Linked DNA regions of Homo sapiens: region 1 is linked to region 2. A link is an interaction called in ENCODE POLR2A ChIA-PET data of the cell type or tissue named here. Cell type or tissue: OCI-LY7. All regions are shown on one strand. Links, peaks and the distances in the headings refer to the core of each region. The heading gives the core; the rest is flanking DNA. Region 1 has its middle 16 kb from the start of C9orf72. Region 2 overlaps MOB3B (MOB kinase activator 3B).

Region 1 (8,345 bases), core at 196-8,195, 200 kb after region 2:
AAAACACCATAAAAAGTGCAGTTCAAATTCATGCTTAGTCTAGGGTAGCTTATACATAGTCCAGCTCAGTTTGCCAAGTGTTTGTTAAAATTAATTATCACACACACAGCAGCTTTCACTCTCTAAGTAGAACTCCCAGAAAATATGCTTGGAGTGGAGAAATGCAGATTGGGTTATGAAGTAATTTTGTACTCTAAGGACAGATTTTTTTTTTTTAATTCACATTACTTCATGTTGGAGAAGATTCATTATTATTTATAAAGCAGAACAAGCCCCAAAGCCAATCCCTTTCCAGTCTCACTGTCACTTTCTGCATTACAAACACCACTAAATTTCCAAATGAGTAGGCTAATTCTTTCCTTACAGAGCCAAAAACCTTGCTTGGAGTTTTGCTAACTTAGGTGACAGCACTTTGTTCAAAATAATTCTTTTTTTTTTTTTCCGAGAAAGAGTCTCACTCTCACTCTGTTGCCCAGGCTAGAGTGCAGTGGTGTGATCTCGATATTGCAGCCTTGGCCTCCCGGGTTCAAGTGATTCTCCCACCTCAGTCTCCCGAGTAGCTGGGACTATAGGCGTGTACCACCACACCGGGCTAATTTTTGTATTTTTAGTAGAGATGGGGTTTCACCACGTTGGCCACGCTGGTCTTGAACTCCTGGCCTCAAGTGATCTGCTCACCTTGGCATCCCAAAGTGCTGAGATTACAGGCATGAGCCACTGTGTGGGCCAAAATAATTCTTATTAAGCATTCAAACACCTTATTTCAATGTGGCCAGAACTCTGGGGGAAAAGAAGTAGGTTTGTCTCTTGTTTATGATTACTAAATTTTGTTTCTTTGGGCACCTTGGTCCTTTAATAATGAGGCCACTGAAATACTTTATAGTGCAGGCTTAGAAGACAATTATTATGCTATTTACCATTTTACATGTTTAAGTTGCATTTGGTCAACAAGATGATTAAATAGTATATTTAATATAATAGGATATAATATCCTATTTTGAATTAATCCAAACATTGTTAAAAACATAATTATTTTAAATGCAAAATGTATAGAAGTTTCTTTAGAATCAAATAACAATAAAAAAATCATCATCCACTCCCCTCCTCTACCACCATCCCCACATCCTTATTCCAAACTAATGTAAGGCAGGGTGACTGCTTTAACCCAATTTGAGATGAATGAATCTTGTTTACAGGGTTCTGAGACTGGTAGTAGTCAGTGTGTTGAAGAGATGAGATTTTCCATCACCAGATAAAAACTTCTCACAGAGTTGCATCGATGTAACAGTGGTAGTGAGTTCCTAGCTTGGAACACCTTTCAAGGGTGGCCTATCTGTGCCAAAGAGGCCATTCAGGTATTCCATGTTCCAGTCCTGAGAGTCATGATGGAATGACTCCTTTAAAGGTGTAACTCCTCTTTTCATGGCTGCTTGGTTCCTGCCATCCAAAGAGCATTTACAAAGTGAAACCGCTTTGTAACTGTAGGACAAGAACAGAAAGTTACAATTACTCTTCTGATTCTGGCCAACCCATGCAGAAGAAATGTCTATGAAAGCGGTCAAAGGGAAAAACCTTCCTCAGATGATGTAACATTTTAAATTGGAAAGGAATAAAATAAAGACTTGAGGACTTTTTTTTTTTTATCGTGAGTACTACTTTTCTCTTTTTTAAGGAAGTACCAAAGATGACCAGGAAAATCCACTTTTGCAGAGCTACTCATTTTTTGATAATTGGGTGTGTTAAATTAAGTTTAACTTAAAGCTTCCTCTTTGCATATTTTAAGTTCTGCTTAAAGGTTTCTTCTTCGTGTATAGTGAACTGTAAACTAACTGGATGTGTAAATAGACTGTAATCTGCTCTTGTACCAAACACCAAGTTTTGGTCAAGCAAAGACAGCCAACTGTTCAGATTATGTTCAAATAACGCAAATGGCAAGCTGTAACCAATCCAGCTGTTTGTGTACCTCACTTCCATTTTCTGTATCTCTCTTTCCCTTTTCTGCCCATAAATCCTCTCCAACCATGTGACAGCACTGAGTTGCTTTGAACCTCTTCTGTTTCTGGGGGTTGCCTGATCCTCAAATCATTCTTTGCCCAATTAAACTCTGTTAAATTTGATTTGTTTAAAGTTCTTAAAAAATTTAATGGGTACATAATAGGTGTATATACTTATAAGATACATGAGCTATTTTGATGCAGGCATACAATATGTAATAATCACATCAAGGTAAATTAGATATCCATCCCCTCACATCACCTCAAGCATTTATTGCTTCTTTGTGTTACAGACATTCCAATTATACTCTTAGTTATTTTGAAATGCACAATAAATTTTTGTTGGCTGTAATTACCCTGTTGTGCTATCAGATACTAGATCTTATTACTCCTATCTATATTTTTGTACTCATTAACCATTTTTATTCTCCCCCACCACCATTACCCCTCTGAGCCTCTGGTAATCCTCAGAATGGGAGAAAATATTTGCAAATTATTCATCTGACAAGGGATTAATAACCAGAATATATAAAGAACTCAAACAACTCAATAGGAAAAAATGTATTACGCCATTTAAAAATGGGCAAAGATCTGAATAGACATTTTTCAAGAGAAGACATACAAATGGCAAACAGGTATATAAAAAGGTGCTCAACATCACCGATCATGAGAGAAATGCAAATCAAAACTACAATGAAATATCATTTCACTCTAGTGATAATGGCATTTGTTCAAAAGACAGGCAATAAGGAATATTGGCAAGAATGTCTAAAGTTTTTCTTAACAGGTGGAAGTGATGAGGCATATCCTTCCTACCTCTTCCTGAATTTTTCCTTCAGTATTTATTTAGCTACTATTATGTCTCTTGCTAGTTATCTCTTTATCATATGTGTTCTGCCTCCCCTAAGGTCATATTTATGCTAGGTCTGAAGGAGAGAGGTGCAAAGTGAAAGACAAGACTTCCACTCCTATGTAAGCCATGGTTTCCTTTCCTCCTCTACCCCCACCAACCAAAGCAGAACACAATGTCTGGCACATAGATGCTCATAAATACTAATTGTAGCTGGTTTGAAAGTATTACTGTGGTACTGAACATAATGCTTTCTACATATCTAGTAATCAAAAATGTATCAAGTTTAATTTTATGAAGGAATAATATATTTATGTTAAGAAAATCAAAATATAAAATAAATACATATATAAAAATTAGTACATATATAAAATGAATACATATATTAAAATGAATACACTGAGAAATCTATCCCTAACCCTAGTCTTCATCCACTCAATTACTCTTACCCTTTATAGGAAACCACTTTATTCTAGCCAATTTGTGTACCTTTATTATCTCTTAATATAAATGGAAGAAAATATAAATATGCAATTATATCACCCTTCTTTTTTAGACAAAAAGTCTTACACTTTATGGCTAATTATGTACTTTTTTCATTCAACCATCTGTCTTCCTTCCATGTCAGCGCATAGAGAACTTCCTCTTTTTTTTTTTTTTTGACGGAGTCTCGCTCTGTCGCCCAGGCTGGATGGAGTGCAGTGGCGTTATCTCGGCTCACTGCAAGCTCTGCCTCCCGGGTTCATGCCATTCTCCGGCCTCAGCCTCCCGAATAGCTGGGACTATAGGCGCCTGCCTGGCTAATTTTTTTGTATTGTTTTTAGTAGAGACGGGGTTTCACCGTGTTAGCCAGGATGGTCTTGATCTCCTGACCTCGTGATCCACCCGCCTCGGCCTCCCAAAGTGCTGGGATTACAGGCATGAGCCACCGTGCCCGGCCACTTCCTCATTCTTTCTAAGGGCTGCAGAGTATTCATGAACCGTAGTCATGAAACCAGTCCCTGTGTGATGGATGGATATATGAGTTGCTTTTCAGGTTGTTGCTATTACAAACAATTCTGTAATGAATGACTGCATACATTATTTCCTAAGTGTGCAGGTGTACCCTAAGATAAATCCCCATTCATAGAATTGCTAGGATAAATGCATTTATAGTTTTAAATATATTGTTCCCCTCCCCCCCAAAAATCCCCAAATTTTCTTCCATAAGTGTTGCATCATTTTCATTTTCTCCAGTAATTCACAAGGAATTCATGTTTTCCCACAGATCTACCAAACAAATGTTTAGTTAATCATTTGGATGTTTTTGAATTCTATAGGTGAGAAGTTGTAACTTAGAGTGCTATTGTTTTTGTATTTCTTTAACTGTGATTGCAGTTGAAACTTTTTCAGATGGGAAGAATTCAAGATGCTAGATGAGTAGCAGCTAGTGTGTGCTACTCTCACAGAGAGAAAACAAGTGGCGAGTAAACACTGCCTCTGCAAGTAGATCACCTAAGGAACGATATCAGGACAATTAAGGGAGTGAGGGGACACAGAGAACAGGGAAGAGTGAAGCTGGGCAGCTGGCCACCCAAGATGGGCATGGAGCCAGGGGAAGCTCCCCAACATAGAGAAAGGGTGAGTGAGTGAGAGCCCCTGGGGGATCCTCACTTTCCACAGGGACCTGTGAAATCCTGGGAACTGGAGAACCCCTTCATCCCAATACCTGATCCGTGTCCCTGGGCCTCTAGACTGACATAGAGAGTTGCTGGAGTGTTTGCAGAGGCAAAACTCAAGTCCACAGGAAGTCCCACAGGCCTTGGACCTGGAGCAGTCTCATGCCAGCTGCCATAGCCCTGAGAGAAGCCACAGTTAGGGAGCCGTTACATTGCTTCACTCCCCATCATCAGACAAGGCTTAGCATCAGCTTCCAGCACAATGGCCTGGCCTCTGCCTGAACTCTGTGGGCAGGCACAGCTCTCTGTTACCCTGGAAATCAGTTGGACAGTGGGTTGAGAGACTATACCTACCCCCACTGCCTGTAGCCAGGAGGGGCTCATGGTGCTCAAGCAGTGGGGGATCCCCTACTCTCAGAACACTGAGAGGGGTGAGACAGCTGGGTTCATGGACTGGCTCAGGAACAGGGTGTGCCTCCTTGTGCAGGGCCAGCCAGGGAAGGGTATGGTCTATTTTCCAGCCGCAGCCTCTGCCTGAGGGCACCCTGCAGCCCAGGACACCTAATAAATGAAATGCAGGTGCAGTGCCAGTAATAAGAGAGGGCTCCCCCAAGGCCCAGGAATGTATCTGGTGAGGGGGTCATCTCTCCCTACCACCACAGAGCACTACTGAGGACTGCACCAAAATACAAAAGAGCTGTGGACTGAGTAAGAGCCTATCTGCCAGCTACCACTCTTAAGCATCACCTACTGGATTGCACCCCAAATGACAACACCAAAAACATTTTTCCAATATACAGCACCTGTGAAACCTAAAGCAAAAATCTAGCCACAAATAAAGATGCTGTACAGAGCTTTGGCCCTTTGAAAGCACTCAGAATGAAGCCAACTGACTATACTCAATGTACACTATTGTTAATGGAACACCAGCCCTCATATGTTAAAGAGTCATCTCAAGAACTCTAGCAATTCAAAAAAGCTGGTGTCTCCTTACCTCCAGACAAACACACAAGTCCTCCAGCAAAGGATTTTAACCAGATTAAAATGACTCAAATGACATACATAGAATTCAGAATCTGGATGGCAAGGAAGTACATCAAGATCCAGGAGATCATTGAAACCCAATACAAGGAACTCAAGGAATCCAGAAAAATGATCAAAGAGCTTAAAGATGAAATAGCTATTTTAAGAAAGAACAAAACTGAACTTCAGAAATTGAGGGATCAACTTCAAAAATTTCATAATATAGTCAGAGGCATTAACAGCAGAACAGACCAAGCTGAGGAAAGAATCTCAGAGTTTGAAGACCAGTTATTTGAATCAACTTGGTTGGACAAAAATAAAGAAAAAAGAATTTAAAACATGAACAAAACCTTCAAGATTTATGAGGTTATGTAAAGAGACCAAGTCTATGACTCACAGTCATTCCTGAGAAAGAGAGTAAGCAACTTAGAACATACATCTGAGGATGCAGTCCATGAAAATTTCCCCTATCTCACCAGAGAGGTGGGCATACAAATTCAAGAAATACAGAGAACTCCTGTGAGACACTATACAAGACAACCATTGCCAAGTCACATAGTCATCAGATTCACCAAGGTCAATGCAAAAGAAAAAATTGTTAAGGCAGCTAGTGAGAAAGGTCAGGTCACCTACAAAAAGAACCTCATCAGGCCAGCAACAGTTCTGTCAGCAGAAACCTTACAAGCCAGAAGATATGGGGGGGCCTATATTTTCAGCATTATTAAAGAAAATAAATTTCAACCAAGAACTCATATCCCACCAAACTGAGTTTCATAAGTGAAGGAGAAATACAATCCTTCTCAGACAAGCAAGCACCAAGGAGATTCATTACCACCAGATGATTCTTACAGGAAATCCGTAAGTGATTGCTAAACATGGAAATGAAAGACGAAACCTGCTACCAATAAAAATACACTTATTACACAATGAAGTCTACAAAACAACCAGCTAAACAACACAATGACAGGAGCAAAATCTCACATGTCAATGCTAACCCTAAATGTAAACAGTCTACACTCTCCCTTTAAAATGCATAAAGTGGTAAGCTGGATAAAAAGACAAGACACAACTGTCTGCTGTTTTCAGAAGATGCATCCTACATGAATGACACTCACAGGCTCAAAGTGAAAGAATGAAGAAAGATCTACCATGCAAATGAAAAACAAAAAAGAGCAGGAGTTGCTACCCTTAAATCAGATTAAAACATACTTTAAACCAACAACAATCAGGAAGGACAAAGAAGGGCATTATAAAATGATAAAAGGTTCAATTGAACAAAAAGACTTAACTATTCTAAACATATATGCACCCAACACTGGAGCACTCAGATTCATAAAACAAATTATTGGCCTACAATAAAACGTAGATGGCAGCACAATATTAGTGGGGGCTTTATCACTCCACTGATAGCATTAGACAGATCACTGAGGCAGAAAACTGACGAAGGAATTCTGGAATTAAACTTGACACTTGACCAGTTGGACCTAATAGACCTCTCTAGGATACTCAAGCCAACAATGACAGAACACACATTCTTCTCATATGCACATGGAACGTATTCTAAGATTGCCCCACATGCTCAGTCATAAAGCAAGTCTCAATAAATTAAAAAAAATTAAAATCATACAAAGGCCACTCTCAAATCATAGTGAAATAACAATAGAAATCAATACCAAGAAGATCTCTCAAAACTACACAAAAGCATGGAAATTAAGCCACATGCTCCCGAATAACTGTTGGGTGAACAATGAAATTAAGGCAGAAATCAAAAAATTATTTGAAATTAATGAAAATAGAGACACAACTTTCCAAAATCTTTGGGATGTAGCAAAAGCAGTGTTAAGAGGAAAGTTTATAGTGCTAAAATGCCTTCATCAAGAGGTTAGAAAGATCTCAACTAAACAATCTAACATAACACTAGAGGAACTAGAAAAAAAGAGCACAATTCAATCTCACAGCTAGCAGAGGAAAAGACATAACTAAAATCAGATAATGACTAAATAAAATTGAGATGCAAAAGTCCATAAAATGTTAGTGAAACAAAGAGTTGGTTTTTCATAAGAATAAACAAGACTAATAGACTGCTAGCTAGAAAAACGAGGAAAAACAGACAGAAGTTCCAAAAAGCACAAGAAATGACAAAAATGACATTACGACCAATCCCACAGAAATGCCAAAGATTTTCAGAGACCGTTATGAACACCTCTATGCACACAAAGTAGGAAATCTAGAGGAAATGGATAAATTCCTGGAAACATACAACCTCCCAAGATTGAACCAGGACGGAAGTGAAAACTTGAACAGACCTATAACAAGTTCCAAAATTGAATCAGTAATAAAAAACCTACCAACCAAATTTAGCCCTGGACCAGATGGATTCACAACTGAATTCTACCAAGCATACAAAGAAGAACTGATAGTAATCTTACTGAAACTATTCCATAATATTAAGGAGAGGGGCTCCTCCCTAACTCATTCTACAATGCCAGCATCATCCTGATATCAAAATCTGCCAGAGACACAATGAAAAAAGAAAACTTCAGGACAATATCTCTGATTAACATAAACACGAAAATCCTCAACAAAATATGAGCAAACTAAATCAAGAAGCACATCAAAAAGTTAATTCACAACAATCAAGTAGGCTTTATTCCTGGGATGCAAGGCTGGTTCAACATAACAAATCAATAAGTGTGATTCACCACATAAACAGAATGAAAAAACAAAAACCATATGATCATCTCAATAGTTTCAGAAAAAACCTTCAATAAAATTCAATATCCATTCATGATTAAAAACCCTCGACAGGCTAGGCATCAA
Region 2 (8,345 bases), core at 176-8,175:
AATTAAAGCTATCACTCTTGACCTCCTTTGATGGTATCCCACTAATGCTTCCAATAAAATCCAAGCCCTTTGCCGTGGACTGAAAAAGGCTTATATCAGGAGTACTCATAGAGTGGTCCCCAGACCTGCAGCATCACTTGGAACTTGTTAGAAATGCAAATTTTCAGGCTCCACCCCAAACTTACTGGATCAGAAACTCTGGGAGTGGGGCAGCAATCTGTGTTTTCACAAGCTCTCTGGGGAGTTGGGATACATGCTTGAGGCTGAGAACCACTGCTTTATGTGCTCTGCCTCCTGCCTATCTCCCTGCGACCCCACCGTTTCATTCCACTCCTCTTTCTGATTACGCTGCAGCCAAATGGGCTTCTTTCCAATTACTTGAACATGCCGAGAGCTTCTCTACTTCAGGTCCTGGCATGCGCTGTTCTCACTGCTCGGACACTTTTCCCATCTCTCTTGAGATGCCTCCTCTGACCACCTTTTCTAATGTAGCTTTCTGACCCACCCTCGATTCTTTGTGGCTATAATCATGGTTTTCTTCACAGCACTCCCCATCACTAGTTGTATTCTGTCTTTATTTTCTAGCTTCCTTATGATTATCCGGTTCTTTCACTAGTCCATTAGCTCCCTGAGGCCAGGGCTCTGTCTGTTTTATTCATTAATGTATATGCTATGGAAACCACAGTGCTTGGTACATAGTAGTAAATAAATTAAAGGCCTGAATGAATTAGCACTTTTAAGTCACTTTTAGTCTAGTGCAGAAAGAGAAAATATGTGGCATACAGCTCCCATTTCCAGCCTGGACCGAGACCGAGGAGACATCACCACTTGATCTCCAGTCTTTCCCTCTTAATCCTGGATATGGCCTCTGAATTTTTCACAACCCTCCACTCTAAGCATCTGCTAAAAAAATAATTAAAAATAAAAATAAAATAAAAGTTGTTACTTGGAATGAAAGTAGAAGTACACCAATTTCCTAAATCACCAATTTCCTAAATCATATTTCAATAGTTGCATATATATATATAAAATATATATGTGTGTATATATATATTTGAGACGGAGTCTCGCTATGTTACCCAGGCTGGAGTGCAGTGGTGTGATCTTGGCTCACAGCAACCTCCGCCTACCTCCGCCTCCCAAGTTCAAGCGTTTCTCTTGCCTCAGCCTCCTGAGTAGCTGAGATCACAGGTGTATGCCACCACGCCTGGCTAATTATATATATTTTTGAGACTGAGTCTCACTCTGTGGCCCAGGCTGGAGTGCAGTGGGCGATCTCCGCTCACTGCCTCCTCTGGGGTTACAGGCACCCGCCACAACTGTGGCTAATTTTTGTATTTTTAGTAGAGACGGGGTTTTGCCATGTTGACCAGGTTGGTCATGAACTCCAGGCCTCAAGTGATCCTCCCCACTCAGCCTCCCAAAGTGCTGGGATTATAGGCGTGAGCCACCGTGCCCGGCCAAGTTGCTAATATTATTTATGTACCAGACACTGCTAACATTTCATAAGCTTTAGTTCCCACAGGGTAACTGGCAGACAGGTAATCTGAAGCCAGGCTGTCTGATCACAGAGCCTGCAATCAGGGCGAAATCCTTTCACCATAGTGAGAATATATGTATTGGAGTTCAGCAGTGAGAGACTAAGGGCGGAGAACTTAACCCAGTTGAAGGAATCAGAGGGTGCAATGGACTGAATGTTTGAGTCCCCCCAAAATTTGTATGTTGAAATCCTAACCCCCAAGGTGATATTAGGAGGTAGAGCCTTTGAGTGGTGATCAGGTCATGAGAGCAGAGCCCTCACGAATGGGATTATTACCCTTATAAAAGCCTTAAGCTCCAGAAAGCTTCCTCCCCGCTTCCACCACCTGAGGACACACTGAGAAACTGGCAGTCTACACCAGAACCTGACCATGCTGGCATCCTGATCTTGGCTTTTCCAGCCTCCAGAGCTGTGAGAAACTGTGTTTACAAGTTACTCAGTCTACAGCATTTTCTTATAGCAGCCTGAACAGAATAAATCAGAAAAAATCCTGGAGGAGTTCTGAAGTTTGAGTTAGTCAGGCAGAGAAGTAGAGAAGCAAAGGCATGAACCCTTTACTCACACCTACTCTTTTCTGAAACGAGGTCTTGGGAAGAAGAGAGCTTTGGTTAAATGTACCACGTTCACAGGATGGTGTTTGGCTGAGCACATCCTATTCAGAGGCGACTGCCTACCTCTCACCTCAGCAGATTCTTCAGTAATAATCTTCTTTTTAAAATATTGGCAGTATATCTGATCTTGGTGAAGTTTATTTATATAAATGAATGGTTGGGTGTGGTGGGTAAAGCTTAAAAGGTCCCTAGGGGAAGGGGGCAGAGCTTTTTAAGTTATTTTTGTGTCCTGGATAAACTGATTCACCTCTCTTGGGTCAATAATCCCGTCATGTAATGAGTTATGTTATTGTTGGAAGTGTGCTATTCATGTGCAAAATGTGATGCTGAAAACGTTTGGAAACCATAGACATCAATTATTAAACTATTTTAATGAAAGTAAGTGTTTACACTAAATAGCATCTCTGAGTGTGATCCAAAAAATTACAAATCATTCTCAATTGACTTGCAATCAAGAGAAATCTGCGTGGAGCTGGAATTTATAGCACAGCCTACACTTCCATAGCAACCAACTGATGTCACATACGGAACTCAGACTTCCCTGACGGGCCCAGGATTCAGCTTGGAGGTATCATATGTTCAGTTAAGCATAAAAGTGACTTCAAATTTAGAGAATGCTTTTCTTCGAAGAGATTAATTTTACTTAATTTGATTTTGAGAGGAAGTGCTTAAAGCAAATAAGATGATTCTGCTCCAGTATTTTAACCAAAAATAGATGTAGAAATCTCATATAATTCACAAAATTGAGCTTGACATGATGCCATGCCTCTATAAGTCTCTATGGCAAAAATACAGAATTCTCAATGCAGAGGAGAGATAATTTCATATCAGATTCAATGCCTTTCTATAAGAGTTCCTGGAAGTACTATCCCCATATAAGCAGCATCAGAATCCCCTCAGAGGCTTGCAAAAAATCCAAATTTGGGTCTCACCCAGAACTACTGAATCAATCTTTGAGGGCAGGGCTCCAGAATCTAATATTTTAATACATTTTCTAGAGGATTCTTATTTAGAACCATTTTTTGGTGGAATTCAAATAAAGAAACAAGTTTTCTTTATCATATGTGGGAACAGGTAATTCTTGAACATCATTGAAGCTTAATGAGAAATAACTGCATAGCAGGCCCCTAGGTTGTAAGAGTATTCTATAATGCAAAGAGAACGTTTAAAACATCTGCAAATATTTGGAGGAAAGCAAAATGGTATACCGTAGTAGGACTAGACTTCTGGGTTTCAAAATCCAGGAAATTTTAAAAATTGGGCAAGGGGATCAACATAAAGTCGCCTACGTTTATGTTGCCAAAAGGGCACTTAAAAAAGTCTCACTAACTCTCACTCATTTCATAAAAGGGCATTTTTGCACCACAAAAGAAAAAAAACAAGAAAGCTATAATCCCAGAATAAAAGACAATCCTTTACATGAACAACTGTAGGAATAAAGACGAGCCATTTGATGTCCTGTCCTATTCATTTTCATGAATGGAGCTCTGATACTTGGGAAGCTCTCAGGCAGTGGAGAGACCAGTGTTTTGGAAAGATAAAAAAGTCAATTCTAAGCTCTTCCTCTTGCTAGCTGTGTGATTTGGGCATCACTTACATAACCAATTGGTCTTGGTTTCCTTATCTATAAAATAAAGATAATCATCGTCATGACTATTAATGACCTTACATGGATTAATCAACTGACATACAGAAGGGACTCAAAAAATGTCCACATTCCCTGGTTTTGTCTTCTATGGATTTACAATCTACTAAGACCCTTGTTGGACTTGAGACAGACTTGAGACAAAGTGTTGCTTGAGATAAAAAGGAGGAAAAGTGGCTGATTAACTGATTGTCCCTAGCATTTTATTTTTAGCTTTTTTTCTCTTGCTTTAGATTCTGACGGAGTTTCACATTAGACAGATTCTTAATACCTGGCTATTACTGACTATCTGAAATAGCAGTTCTACACCTTGTTTGTCACAAAATGCACAGGGTACAAGTAAATCCTTGCTATAGGTGTTTAAAAGGCTGTCTAGGTCAGTTCTGCTTTTTCTGTTACGCCTATTTATGAAGAAGTTATTTCCCCAAAGTAAATATAGGCCAGGTGATTATTTGTAGAGGGCACAAAAATAACTTAAAAAGCTTGTTTGTATAGGGTGCAGAGAAGTGCATGATTATTTATATAGGGTGCAGAGAAGTGTGTGTGTGTGTGTGTGTGTGTGTAACAGAGAGAGGTAGAGAGAGGAGGAAGTGGAGGATGAGGAGGTAGTTGCTCTGTTGTGGAACTCGAAGGACACCATCGATACTGTATTCTATGTGAATGATGTCCCATTGCTAATTGTGTTCCCAAGGAGTTGTGCAAAATGGTAGACCTGGGTGGAGGAAGGCATATAGATAAATATTATTCTACAAACAGAGTTCACACATGGCTCTGCAAGGAATTTAAGAAAATAACTTCATAGCTAACATTCTTTGAGTGCTTACATGTCAAGCACTGTGCTAAGCAGTGTACAGACTTGGCCACATTTTATTCCTCACAACAAACCTTCGATTATTATCCCCACTTTCCAGATGAAGAAACCAAGTCTTAAGCGAACACTTGCTTAAGATCACCCAGCTGATCAATGGCAGATGCAGGATTTGAATCCAGATCTGTGGAAATCCAGAATCCAAACTCCATGTCATTTTGCTAAACCACTCCTCCAAGTAAAAAAATAAAAATAAAGATAAGATAGAAAAGAGAGATCTTATTGAACACTCATGAGTGTTCAGGGAGGGTTGTTTTCACTTCTTTTCCTCCTCTTAAAAGGTAGATGACCAGCTTTGGCTCATATTCTAACTCTGTGAAGGTAGGAGGCAAAAGTTTTGTGGAATAACTCATTAATCAATCCCTACAGCAATCACATCTCTGTTTTACTGGTGCAGGGGGCTCTCAGTGTTTGTGGTTCTTTCATCATAAGTTGGTCACTGTATTTCCTAAAGGAATGACCTCCCTTCTTCAAGAGGTAATCACACATGCCCTGCTGAACTGGACAGAAAGCGGTAGCCAAATATCCTGTCGTCAAGCCTCCTTCAAGATAACTCTGGTGAGTGGTTATTTTGGAAGTGGCTCTAATCTGTCATGTTACACGGCTTTGCTAAGACTCACTTTATTAGCTACCACCAAGAGCTAATAAAACATGTCAGGAAGTCTCTGTAAGCTGTAAAAACATTTTCAAAGGTCACTGCCAACACTCTGGACTTCAATGACTATTTGAAGGAAAAGAAAACAAAAGCAGAGGCCTAGAGTTCCAAAACACAGAACTACCAAAAGAAGCAATCCCAAATGAGCTATAAAGACTGACAAACCCACATGATACCAGCCATTGGATAAACTGTGTCCAGAAGGAGGCTTGAAGAAAAGGTACAAAAGCCACAAAATGCCAGTGAGTAGGCAGCAAATTTAGATTTAGTGTATAGGAACCTGACGGTCACACCTACTTATGCTTCCAGCACCTACAATAGAGTCCTTTATAAACAAAGGAGTAGGTGGCAGAGAAGTAATTAACTTTAGATTAACCACAGCATAGCAGGCATTCTTCTTAACTGACTTTTTTTTTTCTATTGTAAAAGTAAACATACTTTTTAATAAAAATTAGTAAAACATAGAAAAGGAGAAAATCATGTTATCTTAAAAGCTGGGAATATAGTTTGATGCCCACTGTATATTTCATGTATTGAGAGTCATGCTTTGACAGTGAGATGTCTCAAGACAAGTGGCTGTGAGCCAGCAGCTCTATTAGATTGAAAATATTGTATTAATCATTGAGATTTCCATTCACTGCTGATGAGAGGTCCAGGCACAGAAGAGACAATAACATTCTTATCTTGGCTTAGGATAAAAAATTTAGACATGAAATCTGTACTTTGTTTGGGGGGTGGAGAAAAGGTCATCTGTGGAGTCATTAAGTCGGGATGTCTTGTTGTAGAAGCATCAAAAGACCGCTGAAGCGGGGAGATATTGATCAAAGGGTACAAAGTTTCAGTTAGGAGGAAAAAGTTCTGAAGATGTGTTATATACTGTGTTGCATATAGTTAATGCATATACTGTATTATGTACTTGAAAAGTGTTAAGAGACTAGATTGTAAATGTTCTCACCACAAAAAATGATATGAGTTGATTCGTGTTCATTAGCTTGTTTTAATCATTCCACGATGTAAACATATATCAAAGCAACATGTTATACACCATAAATACATATAATTTTTATTTGCCAATTAAATAATAAATAGATTTTTTAAAAAAAAAAAGACTGTTGATAGGTTGGTATGCCCCAGACAGAGAGAGGCAGGTTCTATCCTGCTTTGGAACAGTTGCTAGCCTGCTCACTGATTGTGCATGGCTGTTTTTAATAACTTATTGCAGGCATCAACAGGGAGCGAATGTGATTCAATCCTTAAATACTGCAACGCTCAGTGATCTAGTCAATAACAGGAGATACCATATGGGTGTGTTGTCCCTTCCTTTGTGTTTCTGTTTTCTTTTTCCTCCTCTACTTGCTAAGAAAGGCAACACAGAACGGTAGCAAGAGCCCAGGTCCTGGAGCCAAGCTGACCAGGGCTGAGTCAGGCTCAGCCTGATTTGCTTTCTAACTTTAGGCTCATTCTGTTGCTCCTCAGTGGCATCTACACAATGGAGATAACAATAGGACTCGTTCAAGGAGCACTTGCAGGATTAAATGAGACATGCTTTTAAAGCACTCAGCAAGCAGCTTGGCATGTACAGAACAATCAAAAAGTGAGGAAATCACAATTATTGTGTTACTGGCTGGGAGCTTTGAGGACGGGGGTTATGTTACCTTTTTTGGATACTGAGCACAAGGTGCCTGGCCACTTAAGGTAGGGGTGTGGGGGAGGGCTCTAAAAATGCTCAAGAATAAATGAATTTGGTTAAATTTATTTCAGGTTCCTTTCCTGATACACTTTCCCTACATGTATTTTTTTCCTTCTCCAAAATAGTAAACCACATTTTCTTTTGCTTCAAACAGATGTATCACTGACAGTAGGTTGAGGCAATTCTCTTATTTTCTTGTTCAAGAAATATTTATATTTCTTGTATTATTTTTTATATTCAGCAGTCCTTTTCCCCCTTCTCTATTCATAGCTTTCGTCCCTGGGGGAACTGCTCCCTCAGTCACTGGGGCTCTGGCAAGTTTGCCAATCGGTTATCCCCAAGCCCACTCCTATCCACCCCAATTCACACACACCAGAATCATTATTTGACTCTGAGGTCACCTTCTTTCTAATAAATCCTGTTTCCTACTCAGGTTAGTCAGAGTCAGTTTCTGTTGCTTGCAACCAAGGAGCCCTAAATGATATGTACCTTGTTTTTTCTTCCTTTCTAATCATATTTCCTTACTACTTTATGTTTCCCATATTTCTCCTTGACTATCTACCACTATTTCACCTTGACTATCTAAATTTAGTCTCCTTCCCCACTGAATATGGCAGAATTTATTCCAGTCTGTGAATAAGGATGACATCATGTCTCTTCTAATAAGTTCAGCCCTCTTCTTAACTATCACAGTGTCTCCATAAAATTCATTTACCCTCAAGGCAGCCTGATTTTTGGCTGAGCAAAATGTTAATTTTAGCATCCTAGGTGCCCTAAGACTTAGCTATTACAATCTCAAAATGGTAACGCATTTAACCATCCACGTTAACCCTCTTCATTTTACAGTAAGGAAAAAGGAGGACAGACATTTAATGACTTGTGCAAGGCCAAACACCAAATCAAGGACAAACTAGAATACAATCTCCTGATATTTGGTAAGATGCCTTCATCATCTTTTTGAGCAGCTTTTAAGGAAATAATATTTTGGGCCCATTCCAAGCAAATTTTCTTTGTGTAGTGGAAAAGACCTTTGTCATAGGACAGTAACATCTACAAGACAGTCCTTCTTCTTTGTTCAACAGAAGTTGGGGAAGAGGGAAAATGCAGGAAGAAGGATAGCGCTGTTCAAGAGAAATGCCTCATACTATTTCTTCTATACGGAGGTGCAGAGATTCTCCATAACTCAATCGTTCCAAGTCATGTGGCAGGCCTAAGATGAGACACTACGATTATGAGTTTTACAGAAGTGGCAAAGAGAAAAAAAAAAAAAGATCATCAAGATTGCTATATTAACAGCCCCTTTTAATATAAGGCTTTTCATCTATTGAACCACAGC

The links. Peaks named below come from ENCODE experiments on the same cell type or tissue, not always from the same donor. Only the 100,000 strongest peaks of a DNase experiment are listed, where the experiment ranks them.
Region 1: POLR2A ChIA-PET joins it to region 2 with 8 read pairs; 2 of 35 experiments call an interaction of 5 or more read pairs at or near these places.

What each region holds. Positions count from the first base shown.
Region 1 is chr9:27,584,908-27,593,252 of GRCh38, forward strand. No RefSeq gene overlaps it. Among named protein-coding and RNA genes, the nearest start is that of C9orf72, 16 kb to the left of the region's middle. In OCI-LY7, for the core only: no CTCF peak of the experiment used is centred there; DNase peaks (open chromatin) are centred at 3,484 and 3,814.
Region 2 is chr9:27,389,040-27,397,384 of GRCh38, forward strand. The region is part of intron 2 of MOB3B (MOB kinase activator 3B); the gene reads right to left. Among named protein-coding and RNA genes, the nearest start is that of EQTN, 96 kb to the left of the region's middle. RefSeq lists an enhancer at 6,533-7,096. In OCI-LY7, for the core only: no CTCF peak of the experiment used is centred there; no DNase peak of the experiment used is centred there.